Regions from separate parts of the Mus musculus genome. Here region 1 is linked to region 2. The links are chromatin contacts, found by Hi-C or POLR2A ChIA-PET in ENCODE. All regions are on one chromosome and are shown on one strand. Each heading gives the region's core, a stretch centred on a gene start or an enhancer-like site at or near the end of the contact. The rest is flanking DNA. Distances are from core to core; before and after follow the strand shown. Region 1 has its middle 28 kb from the start of Gm52263. Region 2 has its middle 80 kb from the start of Gm46567.

Evidence for each region. Hi-C counts contacts between places; a loop is a spot of excess contacts on that map. ChIA-PET counts read pairs that join two places held with the same protein, here RNA polymerase II (POLR2A).
Region 1: a map of Patski shows a loop between it and region 2 (4-fold over the local background). The contact joins two enhancer-like sites. A Hi-C loop is called at or near these places in 2 of 37 maps with a recorded cell type or tissue (Patski and regulatory T cell). POLR2A ChIA-PET finds 5 or more read pairs at or near these places in 1 of 5 experiments (Patski).

What each region holds. Positions count from the first base shown.
Region 1 is chr16:29,913,683-29,920,366 of GRCm38, forward strand. No RefSeq gene overlaps it. Among named protein-coding and RNA genes, the nearest start is that of Gm52263, 28 kb to the left of the region's middle. Within about 2 kb of position 1,794, at least 1 of the 3 ENCODE cell types and tissues checked has a DNase peak (open chromatin) inside an H3K27ac peak, as active enhancers do.
Region 2 is chr16:29,730,342-29,736,998 of GRCm38, forward strand. No RefSeq gene overlaps it. Among named protein-coding and RNA genes, the nearest start is that of Gm46567, 80 kb to the right of the region's middle. Within about 2 kb of position 4,486, at least 2 of the 3 ENCODE cell types and tissues checked have a DNase peak (open chromatin) inside an H3K27ac peak, as active enhancers do.

The DNA.
Region 1 (6,684 bases), core at 544-3,043, 180 kb after region 2:
AATAAAATAGAAATAGGAAAAGAAAAAAGGGATACTCATCAGAAACCAGAATGGTCCTCCCCACTCCAGTACATCCAGAGGGAAGAGGAATGGACGAGCCGCAGGCATTCTCCTGTGGAGCTGGAGCCAGCAAGGCTGTCCTGAAAAATGCTTCCACCCCACACTGAGGAACCCCTGGAAACCGGTCAAGCCAATATTAGGTGGAAGTAGATGTTAACTCTGTAAAATTAAGTCCTCTAGGACTTGGAGATCTAGGCTCACTCCATATATCTCAGAATCACCTCCATGAGGTCTCGTCATATTGTTAGCCAGCCCCTGCCCCATCACTTCAGAGATCTTGATACAACTTTGCTACATCAGCCAAATGTTTTCCCTAGAGAGTAGAAGAAATGACAACAGGGAAGGTGAGCAAGACCTAACAGAATTAATGGTTCCTCTGGTACACAGAGATGAGTCTGATGTTCCAAACCAAACATCCCTGCTCCTGTGACCTTCTGTCATCTGTGTTCCTGTCGCTTGCTCTCCTGGCTAAGGTCCGGGAGATATCTATGGTCAGAATGAAGTTATGATAACCGGAACCAGTGTCATTCAAACTGACACCATATGGCAACAGTGCCGCTAAAGCTGGGTCCTCATGCACATAGACTGAAGTGTAACACTCTTGGACATATGGAAAGGGACTCCTGATGCTACCTGTCACCTTGTCCCCAAAGCCAACTGAAAACATTATGTTGCTCCTAATGCAAACACACAGTGGGCAGGGGATGGTAATCAAGCCCCAGCAGCTGTAGTCTCTCTCCAGAACCACCCTCTGTTCTCCCCCCCGACCCCCCCCCCGAAATTCTGATTCTGACTGGGATGAGATATAACTTCCTCAGAGCCTTTCCATCATCTGTAGTTCTCAGTATGGATGGCTCTTCACTCTCTGAAGGGAATCTGTATTCCAAAGACACTCATCATCCCCAACGCAGGAGGCTTTACAAGACTCCGTGGAAGTCTGGCTAAGAGGCACCGAGGAAGCAACATTACATGCTGGTTAACAGACTGAGGATCCCACTTAAGCAGGTCCCCCCAACTACATACAGTATGATGGCCTAATCCCTGGGCCTCCACAGCCCAGCCTACCATTCCCCTACTTCTCAGGAATTCCACTGGCATCTCAGAGTGCAGCCATGAACCAGATTCTTCAAAAAAGGCAAACAGTCTGGAGGAATTAGGAAGATGTAGCTGCATAAGAAATTGGCTCCTGAAGCTGCTCCCTGGCAGTGGTGGTGCACACCTTTAATCCCAGCACTCAGAAGGCAGAAACAGGCGAATCTCTGAGTTCCGGGCCAGCCGGGTCTACAGAGTGAGGGGGAAAAAGGCTCCTTTTATCACTGTAACATCGAACACTGCATGGAAGATTAAACAGGTCTGTTTACTGACATAAACGGGCCTGGCATTATTTAATTGTCTAGATGGGGAAACTGAGGCTCTGAGAAGAGAATGTAAATTATCCCCATTGATATAGTTAGCCAGAAGAGGGGTAGATTAGAATTAAAACCTCCAATTGCTGTCTGATGCTTTATAGTAGCATACTCGCAGTTATAGCCCACCACCACCCCTGCCTCAACTCCCAAGTTAACAGGGGTTCCAAACAGCCCTTGTCCTGTAGCTCTACCCCTGAACCCATGATGGCGCAGTGACATCCTGCAAATAAAGAGGCCCCAAAGAACAGACAACCACACCCTGGGACACTCCAGGCGCTGCTGACTCAGGAGGAGCATTCCCACGGGTGACCACAGCCTGCTCCAGGCTGTTGCCCAGGAGACAAAAGAATCAGCACAGAGCTGCCTGCCCTGCCCAGACTCTCAGGGCAATAGCTTTAGCCCAGAAGCTGGCAAGCGCTCACCACTTGGGTGTGACTCGGCGGGGTGCCCGGGCCGGCAAGCCTGTCCAGGTCTCCATTCCTAGTAACACACTCATGCGTGTGGGAGAAGAGTCATCAGCCCAGCTGCAGCCCAATCTCCGCAGCTGATTGGAACAGGGGATGTCAGAAATCTTCACCAGACCGAGCCTTTTTCTGTGAGGTTACTTGAATGTGAGCTTTAATGCCATTCTTTCGAAGAGTTAAACAGCAGGCTCATAGATGCATCCGTGTTCTAAACAAGCATGTCTTCTCATCCACACTAGGAATAGGTGCCATACTCCTCCACCCTGGGGAGACAGTCCTGTGGTCATTACTGAGCGCAGGTATGTGAAGCAAGATGGAAAGGCTCCAGAGAAGACCAAGCAGCCTCCCTTCAAATCCTACTCTTCTAGTTATTTGTTTACTCACTTATTTATTATGTACTTACTTGTTTGTTTTTGAGGCAGGGGTTTTCTGTGTAGCCATGACTGTCCTAGGAACTCACTCAGTAGAGTAAGCTGGCCTGGAACTCACAGAGATCCACCTGCCTCTGCCTCCTGAGTGCTGGGATCAAAGGCATGCACCACCATGACTTGGCCTGTTCTCCTTTCTAATAGCTGTCTGACCTTAGGTACAGAAGTTGGCATCATCATACCTAAGCTTGCTTGCTTGCTTCCTTCCTTCCTTCCTTCCCTCCCTCCTCTCTTCTCTCTTTATATTTTTTCTCTTATTTTCTTTTTGTTCTCACCCACTACTGTAGTAGAAGCTTATGCACAGAATATGGGAATACCAAGATCAGGGATATAACCTACATCATTTCAGAAAGAGACAATTATTGATCTTCCCTCTTTGTATTGAGAGCACCAGGTGCAATCAGCCAGGTCTGGTTCACCCTGACCCCAGGTGCAGAGCACATGCCTGTGCGAAGCCTGGAGTCTTCCAATAGCTGTTTCAGGCAGAGTTCAGGCAAAGACCCAGCAAAAGGGAGGTTGGCTTGGCCTGCCTGTCCCTTGTAACCTCTCTGCTTTCTCATCTGTGACTGGAGAATGCTAATACTCAACTCACTGAGTTACGATAGTTAATAAGATGGTGTTGTCAAGGTTTGGATAGTATGATGGACCTTCACTGACAACCAAATTGGATTAAGGACACTGGTAAGCCACATTCTCAGAGATGCCTATGAGAGCATCCAGAAGGGATTAATGGAAGGAAAAAAACCTGTCTTTAATGTGCATAGCACTGTCCCATAGGTCTGTGCCCTGGACTAAATAAAAAGAGAAAAAGGAGAAGGCCAGGTAAGTGCTGAGGGATTCTCCTTCTCTGTCTCCTGGTTCATTAGACGAGAGCAGACAGACTTTTGTTCCTGCCTATATACCCTTCCCATCAAAACAGACTGTGCCCTCGAACCATAAGCCAAAAGAAACATTTCTTCCTGAACTCAGTTCTTAGCAGGTATTTTGTTATAGCAACAAGAAAGTAACTAATACTGAAAATTGGTATTGGCCTGTGGGGTACTTGCCAGGATAAACCTGACCCTGTGGTTCTTAAGCTCTTAGAACTGGTTTACAGAAGGAATGTGAAAAAATTTAGAGCCTCAGAATAGCAGAGCCCTAGAATGCCAAAGCAGAGGTTAATGGGCCATTCTGGTGGAGTGTGGGAAGGATACCAGAATCCTGAGAGAAATGCAAGCCTCGCTCAGGAGGATTCTCAGAAGAATAAGGAATCTATTGGGAACTGGACTAGAGACGATTCATTTTACATCTGGTAAATACTACAGATATGGCTGGCCTGTGTCCTGAAAAGATCATGAACTAAGTTGTTTGACAGAGAACAATTCAAGACAGTATGACATTCAGCTACAGCACCGTTACTGTTCATTGTGTTCCATCAGATTTACAGGGAGAATTCAAGGGAGAAAGATGAGAAATGTGAGGTTTGGTGAGGCAAGAAGTGTGAACTTGTGTGTGTGTGTGTGTGTGTGTGTGTGCGCGCGCGCGCATTCATGTTTGTTTATATCCTGGTGTGGAGTCAGAGGGCAACTTGTGAGAATCAGTTCTATACTTCTACCATGGGAATCAAACTCAGGTCCTCAGAGTTGGTGGCAAACCTCTTTAACCACTGAGCCATCTCACTAAAAGGTACAGACAAGGTGGGCTTGAAGAAGAGTATCTGTAAGCCGGGTGGTGATGGCACATGCCTTTAATCCCAGCACTCGGGAGGCAGAGGCAGGCAGATTTCTGAGTTCGAGGCCAGCCTGGTCTACAAAGTGAGTTCCAGGACAGCCAGGGCTACACAGAGAAACCCTTTCTCAAAAAACAACAAAACAAAAAAGAAGAAGAAGAAGAAGAAGAAGAAGAAGAAGAAGAAGAAGAAGAAGAAGAAGAAGAAGAAGAAGAAGAAGAAGAAGAAGAAGCATCTGTACTTAGTACTACTAAAGAGAAGCCAGAGTTGGCAGTGAGAAAACAGGAAAGGCTGGAAAGCTGCCTTGAGGGCAAGACCCCGTGCATGGAAAGTGTGTAACAAAGCAAACGCCTTTGAAAAAAGACTTCCAATTGAAAACAGATTGAACAGAGAGCACCAAAGGCATCCAGCTGTATCAGAGCCCCCTGGCAATGTATTCTCCACAGTCAGCCAGGAAGACACTCAGAGACCACTGGAGCTGTGATGCAAGGGGGGCAGACTGTTACTTGAGCAGACAGCAAGAACTTAGTATCATTCACATGATGACTGATTTTCATAAATGCAAAAAGCAAGATTGAGGGGTCAAAGAAGCTTACACCAAGGTTCCGGGAAGCTGTTGAGGCCAGGGACAAGCAGCAGGGCTGGATCTGCAGGGAACTCCTGCATACGTGATGCTAAGTTGCAGTCGAGACACAGTGTATCATGATATTATTATATTATATAGTGCATTATCTAAAGCAGGGGACATTCACCAAGGAAAACTATAGACACTGAGTAGACACTCAACCACAGTCGAGATCCGAGCTGGGTGTTTCCAGACGCTTGACCCACTTGTCTAGAGAACTGACATCAAGGGCTAACCCAGATTTGCAAAAGAAGCAAGATCAACTCATTGGATCAAAGGGACAGTAGATTAAAGAAGGATACCGACAAGAGGGACAGTGGATCACACAAGTGACAGAACTCAAGGACCCCAATTATTATTTGGGGCTTCCTTTCATGGGGTTCAATTGAAGAAGGGCTAGCTACTAAGTGTTCTAGTTTGGGTGGATTTTATATTTTGATTAATAATTAGGGTATATGATACTTTCTTCACTTTGAATGCTCCTTCCCACAATGCATCTGACTTAAATTATATGCACTTGCCATCATGTACAGGCATGAGATGGTAAATAGGGTATCATCCCAAAAAGTTTGCAAGATGTGTCTTACTGTTCACGAACCCAAAACCAGTTCAAGGCAGACCAGTCCTTCCAGCACTAATACCCAGGTATTAGGGAGAATATACTAAAATAGAAACTGTACAAACCTGATTATAAGCAGGGGAGGAAAAACTTACACTATTGCTCAGAGACGGGGGTACCAGTCGCCTGATGTGGAGGTGTGTTTCAAGAGGTTTTGAAGTTATTAGAGGTATTGTTTAGAAGCAGATGCAAATGTAGTATGTTCAGATGAAGGAACCAGGTTTTGCAGTATTATAAGGAGTTGGTGTGTATAACTGAAAACCAAATGGGATCCCAAGCTAAACTATCTCCTAAGCTTGCCTGTCTCAGAGCCAGCCCAAGAGGAAGATCATATGTACTACAGGAACAGAGTTGGGGAGACAGGACTTCTCAACGCTGTTGGAGCCCAGATGATACCATTGCAAGCCCCAGATGCTGGATGCAGATCCACAGGGATCATACCTCCCCCACTTGCCTTCAGGCTTGCTTTGCTGTTTTCCTAGTTCTTTCCCTTTTGGAATGGGAATATTTACTTAGTGCCTCTGTATATTGTATGTAACTTATTGTTTTATTTTAAAAGGTGCATGGCTAAGAGTTTGTCTCGAGTGCCAGAAGAGATCCTCTACTTTTAATGGTATTGAGACTGTCAAAGACTGAGGGGAAGTTTTGAGGTGGAACCAAATATATTTTTGCATTATCAGGTGGTCACGAGCCTATGGGGATCGGGAGTCCAATGTTGTCTTAGTTTTCTTTCCTGTTGCTATGTTAAAACATCATGGCCAACATGTGGTTTGGGGAGGGAGGGGTTTATCTCACTTTACAGCTTACAGTTCTTCATCAAAGGAAGCTATGGTAGGATCTCAGGGCAGGAACACAGAGCTAGGAACTGAAGCAGACACCATGGAGGAATCTGCTTAGGGGTTGCTCCCCATAGCTTGCTCAGCCTGTTTTCTTGTACAATCCAGGACCACCTTCCCAGGGGTAGCACCTTCCACAGGGAGTTGACCCCTCTCCTACCTTTCCCATCAGGATGGGCTATAGCCTCAAGTCATGAGCCCAAATAAATCCTTCCCTTCATTGCACTGTGTCACAGCAGCAAGAACAGTAACTAATACAGGTACACACACACACAGACACACACACACACACACACTGCCTCCACCTTTACTACACACACACCCCCCACCATCATCACCATCATCATCACCACCACCTCCACCACCCCTGCCAAAGCCCATGTACTGCCTGAGGTCATGTTCCCGGATGAAACTCTTCAGGGACAGAGCTTTTAGGAGCTATTGGATTGTAAGAGTCTTGCCTTTGTCAAGGGATATGCCCATTGACAGATTCAAAATTCGAACAGACTAAAGAAAGCAATAGAACTGTGTGGAT
Region 2 (6,657 bases), core at 3,236-5,735:
GGAGGATGTCTGACACCTGTCTGAGTGCTTTGAACCCTGGTGAGCTTTGAGACCCCCAGGAGGCACCACCTCTGGTGGCCAGAGGAGAGAGGGGTAGGGATCTGTCCCTAAAGGGGTCAATCCCTGAGATGGTTTCTTCACTGGGGCTCGCGTTTGTTTTCATCCACGGGACCACCTTGAACCAATATACTTGCTGTGACAGGAAATGTGCATAGGAGAAGCTTGGGAAGTTCTGCAGTGTTTGCTGAGTGCTAGACGCCCCCACCCCACCGCAATCATGGGTGGTAAGGAGACTTATGTCTTTAACACGTAGGGCACACACACACATTCTACTTGGGCTTTCCTACTGTGCCTTCTGTGTTCCATAGCTGGTCTCTGGCTCTTCAGGCTCTTCAGGACTCCACAGGAACACATTTGATGCCTTCAGTGCTTTCTGACAAGCCCATCGTGACAGGTTCTGTGATACCCTCTGGTTGGTCCAAGACTGGAATCTATCAGCGTTTTCGATTGCTTTGCCTGAGGAGCATCCCATGCCAGCAGGCACCTGTGCACTTCAGCTTGTACTTGAAGAGGTAACACAAAGTTGTGACCCCTAGATCTGTACCACCCTTGGCTCCTGGGAGGGCTTTGGGTAGCAGGAGATGACCAGGCTGAGATCAAAGAATCAGAACCACCAGCTGTGTTGCTGACCTGCTTTTGAGATGATCCCCTCATGTCACAGCTAATATTCTCCAGCGCCTCGGAACCACTGACCCAGACATTACATTATAGTATTCTGTTTTTTATTACATTTGTAACTAAATTGTATTTATTATGTGTTTATTACAATGAAGGTAGATGAAGGGTATAAAGCAGGAACTTTTTTTCCAACCCCTTACCACCTTGTCCCAATAATGTACTGCTTACGGTACACTATGGAAGTGTGCTTTTCTGGGAACCCAGGGATATGTCTGTGTGTTGCCAGTCCCTCTCTCCTCTTCACAAATGTCAAAGCACTATGTCTTTACACACGCACATGCACACGCACACACACACACACCCATACCTTCAAGTTCATGGCAGGTTTAAATTTACCCCCTTCTTCACCATAAAGCCAAATAGAATAGTCTGAGCTAGAACCCCGTACTGTACACTCAGTATAAATGGAAACTTTGGGACAATTCTTATTAATAGTTAGTAAACCAATAATCATCACACATATGTTGAGAGATGGCTGCAAACCTATTCTTGATGGCTTTTCTCATGTATGTGTTCTAGGAAGTGAGGAGACCACCCACTGTTTGGGGTCGGTCGTATAGAACTCTCCCTTGGTAAAGAAAATAATGATCCAGGGGTAGAAACGAGTCATGCAAATTAATTGCTACCCATTTCAGCTACTCTGATATTGTGACTTGGAGACTTTAGAGTTGAACCTGGGGGAAAGCAAGGGCATGGCTGAATTTCCTCAGTGGTAATTTTAGTATCCACAGTCACGCTGGGAAGGCCCTATCAAAACGACACAGTCTCCGGGCAGTGGTGGCACACACCTTTAAACCCAGCACTTGGGAGGCAGGCAGATTTCTGAGTTCGAGGCCAGCCCCGTCTACAGAGTGAGTTCCAGGACAGCCAGGGCTACACAGAGAAACCCTGTCTCAAAAAAAACAAAAAACAAAACAAAACAACAACAACAACAAAGACACAGTCGTGAGCCTTGTCCCTCACTCCATCATGAAATGAAGATGGGACACACACCAGATTTTCTTTTTTCTTTCAGCTCCATTGGCTCAGAAGCAGTGCTAATGTAACCAGAGTTTAGGTTCTCAGGTGCTCCAAGGTATTAAATACTTAGCATTAAGTAGCATAAAAATAAATAGAAAAATGGTCAACCTGCAAAGTGCTAAACGTGATACTCTGTCTTTGCCTAAGTATATTATGAGAAATGAAAACAAACAAACAAACAAACCTGTCCTCTGAGGGAGGGGTTGTCTGTGGAGGCCAGGAGCCTAGGACCTTCCATGATATATGTTTAAGCACCAAATTAGAAAAGAAAAGAGAAGAAAAGAAAAGAAAAGAAAAGACCTCAAACATACATAGCTTCAATAACTCCATGATAAATGGTTCTTAATAAATTGGAGCTGGTTATTTCTGTCCCTAGTCTTGTCAAAGAAGAGGACTCTACTTTTAATCACATTCTGTTCCTGGAAATTCCATCCTAGGAAATGTTCTATTTGATTCTCCTAGTCTCCTGGAAGGGCAGCCAGCATGAAAGTCACAGGAAGGATAGAATAGGTATTTTGGGGGTGGGAGTGACATCAAACAAGAGTGGCAACAACTGGAGCATGATTAAAATCATCACCTTAGTAGGATACACAGTTTAGTAGGACATTTGGTCTAGTTGGCTTTCGAAGAATGAGGTGGTCGTTACAGCAGAGGTGACTCACTGAGCCCCATAGGGCAGTATTGAAGCATCACCAGGTTAGAAACCAGTTCCTTAAAATGGAGCTCACTGGGCTAGTCAAAGCTTTCCCCTCCCTTTACCTGGGCCCTTCTTTCGCCAGCACATCTTGTTCTAGAGTAAGGAATAACTATTACAGGCAAATTTTCTATTCCTCTGTTCTTCTCCCAACAGTCAGAGGAGCACCAAGTGCCCAGGACCAGGAGTTTAGCATCAACTGGCTCAAAACCAGGGACCAAATTAGAGATGAGTTTCCTCTCCAAATCTGAAGGGCCAGGGACACTCAGGAGCAGAGAGCCAGAGGCCAGTCATCAGGGGACTCACTGAGCCATGCCAATCTCAGCATTCCACAGTTTAAATACCATATTTAGACTTAAATGTTTGCTTTGTGAGCCAGGCTGGCCCAGGCTCCCAGCAGAACGAATGAAGAGATAGCAACAGACTTTGTTGGGAGTGGGGAAGTGAGGATATATCCAAATGTAGGGTGAGAGTCTTTCCCCTCATGTCCTCTGAGCGCTGTTGGTACTAGAACAAAGCCATTAGAATCTTTGAAAGGAGGCTGCTCTTTGGTCCCAGACCAGGTGGTGAACACTAGACAGGTATGCTGAGATCTGAGTGCAAACCTCCTGAGTGACCTGGGATGGTTTTCCTTAGGAAAAGGCCCAGAGGCCAGGCTCAGAATCACCTGCCTGCCATTAGCCTTGGAAGAGATCATCCCACAGATGCCATCTCTCCCCACCAACTTGGCAGTCTAGTCCTGTGTGAGAAGCTTAGGAGTTCTCTTGGATCAGATGAACTGCACACAACAGCTTTCTCTCTTCCTGCAGAGGGAAGCCAGTGACCCCCAAGAAAAGGACTGTGGCGTACCCCCTCACTCCTCTCCAGACACATAATAGCAGGCACAACAGTTTTCTTGATACTGCCCTTATATCTGCTCCTGTTTCTTAGGAAAAGAACTCAGGTCATTAGGAGAGGAGACAGGACTACATTTCCAGCCATTCTTGCGGCTAGAGTGGTCAATGAGATCCAAGCAGAAGTCCCAGGTGGTCTGTAAGGGGGCTGACTTATTGGATGGAGCACCATGGTGACCCTTGCATTTTGGCACGTTCTTTCTGGAAAGCACTGAGAAGGCAGGGGCTTACATGGTCATCGTAGTCCGTGAAGCAATAGAGCCAAGAGAAAGGCGTGCTCTAGGATGCTTGGCGATCCTGTGGACTGCAGCCTCTCTACAAATGTCTTCTTAGACATCTTTGCCAATTATGCCCCAATTTGGCAAAAGTCTCGGTGACTAGGATTTGGTTGGTCTAGGCCAAGCCGACTTCCCTACACATACTCAAAAGTGAGCCCCTGATGCCTGAAGACACACATGTGTCAGCTGTGGGCTAGGGGGTCAAGCTGATGCTAGGCTTAGCAAGGGCAAGATGATAAACAGCAAGCGTCTGTATTTGATAAACCGTGTCGCTTTACACATACCATGGACCCCTTGGGAAGCACTCAATCTATAGCCTGTTGGGGGAACTGACTAAATTAATTTAGTCTGTGCCTTAAAACAACAGTCTTAAAAGAAAGAAAAATTCACCTTAAATTAGGGATCAGTTTGAGCCTTCTGGCTCTGAGCTAGGAGCCAGAGATGCCCTGGAGGCTGGGGGAACAAGGGGGGAGGAGAGTGGCTTCTTGGGCAGCCTCTTTCAAGTGTCTCCATCTTTGGACCCATAGGGGGCACTAAGGAACTGTGGATTTTGTCTCCTTTCTGGCAGAGATTTGTGTTAAGACCTCAAGACCTTCAGTCATCCCTAGAGGAGCTGTGGGAGAGGGACAAGGGCTAGCTTGGAACAGCACTAGGTTCTAGTAGGTGGATTGAAGCCTCTCACCTCCCATCATGCTTAAAGATCTAAAATGTTAAAAAAAAAAATCTGATTCAAAAGTCCGAAGACAAAACCACTGACCCTTCAACCCACCACAGGGACAGCTGGACGCTTTCCTCCCGACCCCCATCTTAGACTAGGAAGAGGCCTGGGAGACCACTCATTTGGCAGCTGAACACAGGAGGCCCACAAGACTAAGTGATTAGCACAAAGTGAAGCCAGTCAGAAGCCGCTGCTCTGGGACAGTAATCTTCCTGCTCCAACTCCCAGTCTAGCGTTCTACACCCCCCCCCCGCACCCCCCTCCCCAGGCCCTCCACTGCCTGGGCCACATTTGTTTTCTTTTCCGGGCCCTGGGGGACTCTGGCAGGGCTGGGGGTCTGATGTGAACTGGAATCTGTTCAATTTCACCTCTCATTGCGCCTGCCAGCTTGCCAGCTCCGCTGACGGAGGCAATTAGAACCAGACATCCCACAAGGGCATTCCAGGAAGCTCTCTTAAAATTCCACAGCGGCTGGGGACTTGCCTTTTCCTGCAGGGATCATCTGGTGTGTAAATAGCAGCTAGTTGTGTAAGACAGGAGATGGGAGGATGGATCACGCGCATGCACAACACACACACACACACACACACACACACACCCACACACACACACACACACACACACACACACACACCTCCCAATACACATTCATCCAGACAGAGAAACATAAATAATCCCAGCAACCCTATTACTTTTAACCTCCTGAAGGGAGAAGTTAGGAATTTACAGGCCTCCCCGGGGAGCATCTAATTGCTTGCTTCCGGGGATGGCTGCTGTGTTTGCCTTGGACGGTGGGTGGCAGGGACGCTGAGGATCTAGGGCAAGACATCCCAGGCTCTCTTCTACCCCCTGCAGATGGCTATTCCCCCACTCTCTCCCCTGAGTTCTCAGGGGTAGGCTTATAGGGGTTGGAGGTCAGTTTAGCTAATACGGAGTCATATATATCTACCCGTGGTCTCGATGAAGCCACAAAGAGGAAATGGTAACGTGAAACTCCGACTCAGAAGTTGTCCGTTTCCTCTAAACCCACTTTAAACCCCAGCATTGGAAGCAAGGGCCCTGGGGCCTGGGGCCAACGGGAGCCCTGTTTCCCCAGCTTCCAGTTTCTCCCTTGTCACTTGAAACCTTGCTTTGGCCAACAATGTGCTACTGTGTAAGTAGACCCACAGAACCTTTTGTGGAAGGCACTGAGAAAGGGCTTAAAGGTATGGGGAAGACAGCTGGGGAAGTTATGTCTACTTCCTCTCACCCTGGGGGTGGGGGGTGCAGCTTCTCATAGGGACTTAGCCAAGGCTAGAGGGAATGTCCTTCTGTCGTGTCTACATTCCCCGAACTGTAGGGCCCATCTCTGTTCCTCAGCCTGGGGTGCTGTCATCACCAGAACACAGCCCCTCCCAGCCCCTCCTCTAACACTGGATATTGGCGTAAATATCATCTCTGAGTAGGAACAAAACAATTCCTAAGAACTAAACCAGCGTTTGATTACCACGAGGTTTAACAGACAAGCCGACCAACCCAAACAGCCTTTACAAATATGTCCTGGGTTTGGGGATGAAGTGGTGACTAATCACCAACCCATGGGTTTAGGGGTGTTTTCCTTTTGAAACAGGGTCTTCACTGTGTGTCCCAGACTGAATCTTCCTTCCCATCTCACACTCCCAATGCTGGGGTCACAGATGTGCCACCAACCCTGGCTCCCGATCCTGCATTCCGTGACATGTTACTGATTGAGTTTTCCTCGCTGCTTTCCGTTTTCCAGTGATCCGTATTTCATGACATCTCTTAGGTCTCTGTCTGTGTTCCAGATGCAGCTGGAATCACCAGACCGGCACTCAGGGCGGGGGAGGGAAGGGTGAGGATTCATTGAGCCAACTGGCTGGTGGTTTTCGTGTTGGGAAGGGAAAAATTGATTTATCTGCTCACTCGACTCCAAAGACTTAACTAATGTTGAGTATTGTGTAGGGCATCGAGGAGAGGGTGAAGGAGGAGAGGGACATAAGACTTCATCACGAGGAATTCAAACTTAAGGGCTGGTGTGTGCCTCTAACTAACTCTAATATAGAGACCAAGTCCTACAAGGGAAGGAGAGATGTCTTGAGGTCAGGGCAGAGGAACTCACTTCTGCTGACAGTGAGCAAGGAAGGGTTGCTGGAGGCAGTGACACTGGATCTCTGAATTGGTCTCTGCCATGCAGAGATGGGTGAAAGGACAATTCAGTGTGGAGTGACAACAGGGGAGAGAGAGCGAGGGTTGGTTAGGTGACCACAGAGGGTCACATCGGTTGGTCACACTGATTGGAGTCAGAAAGAGGAGATT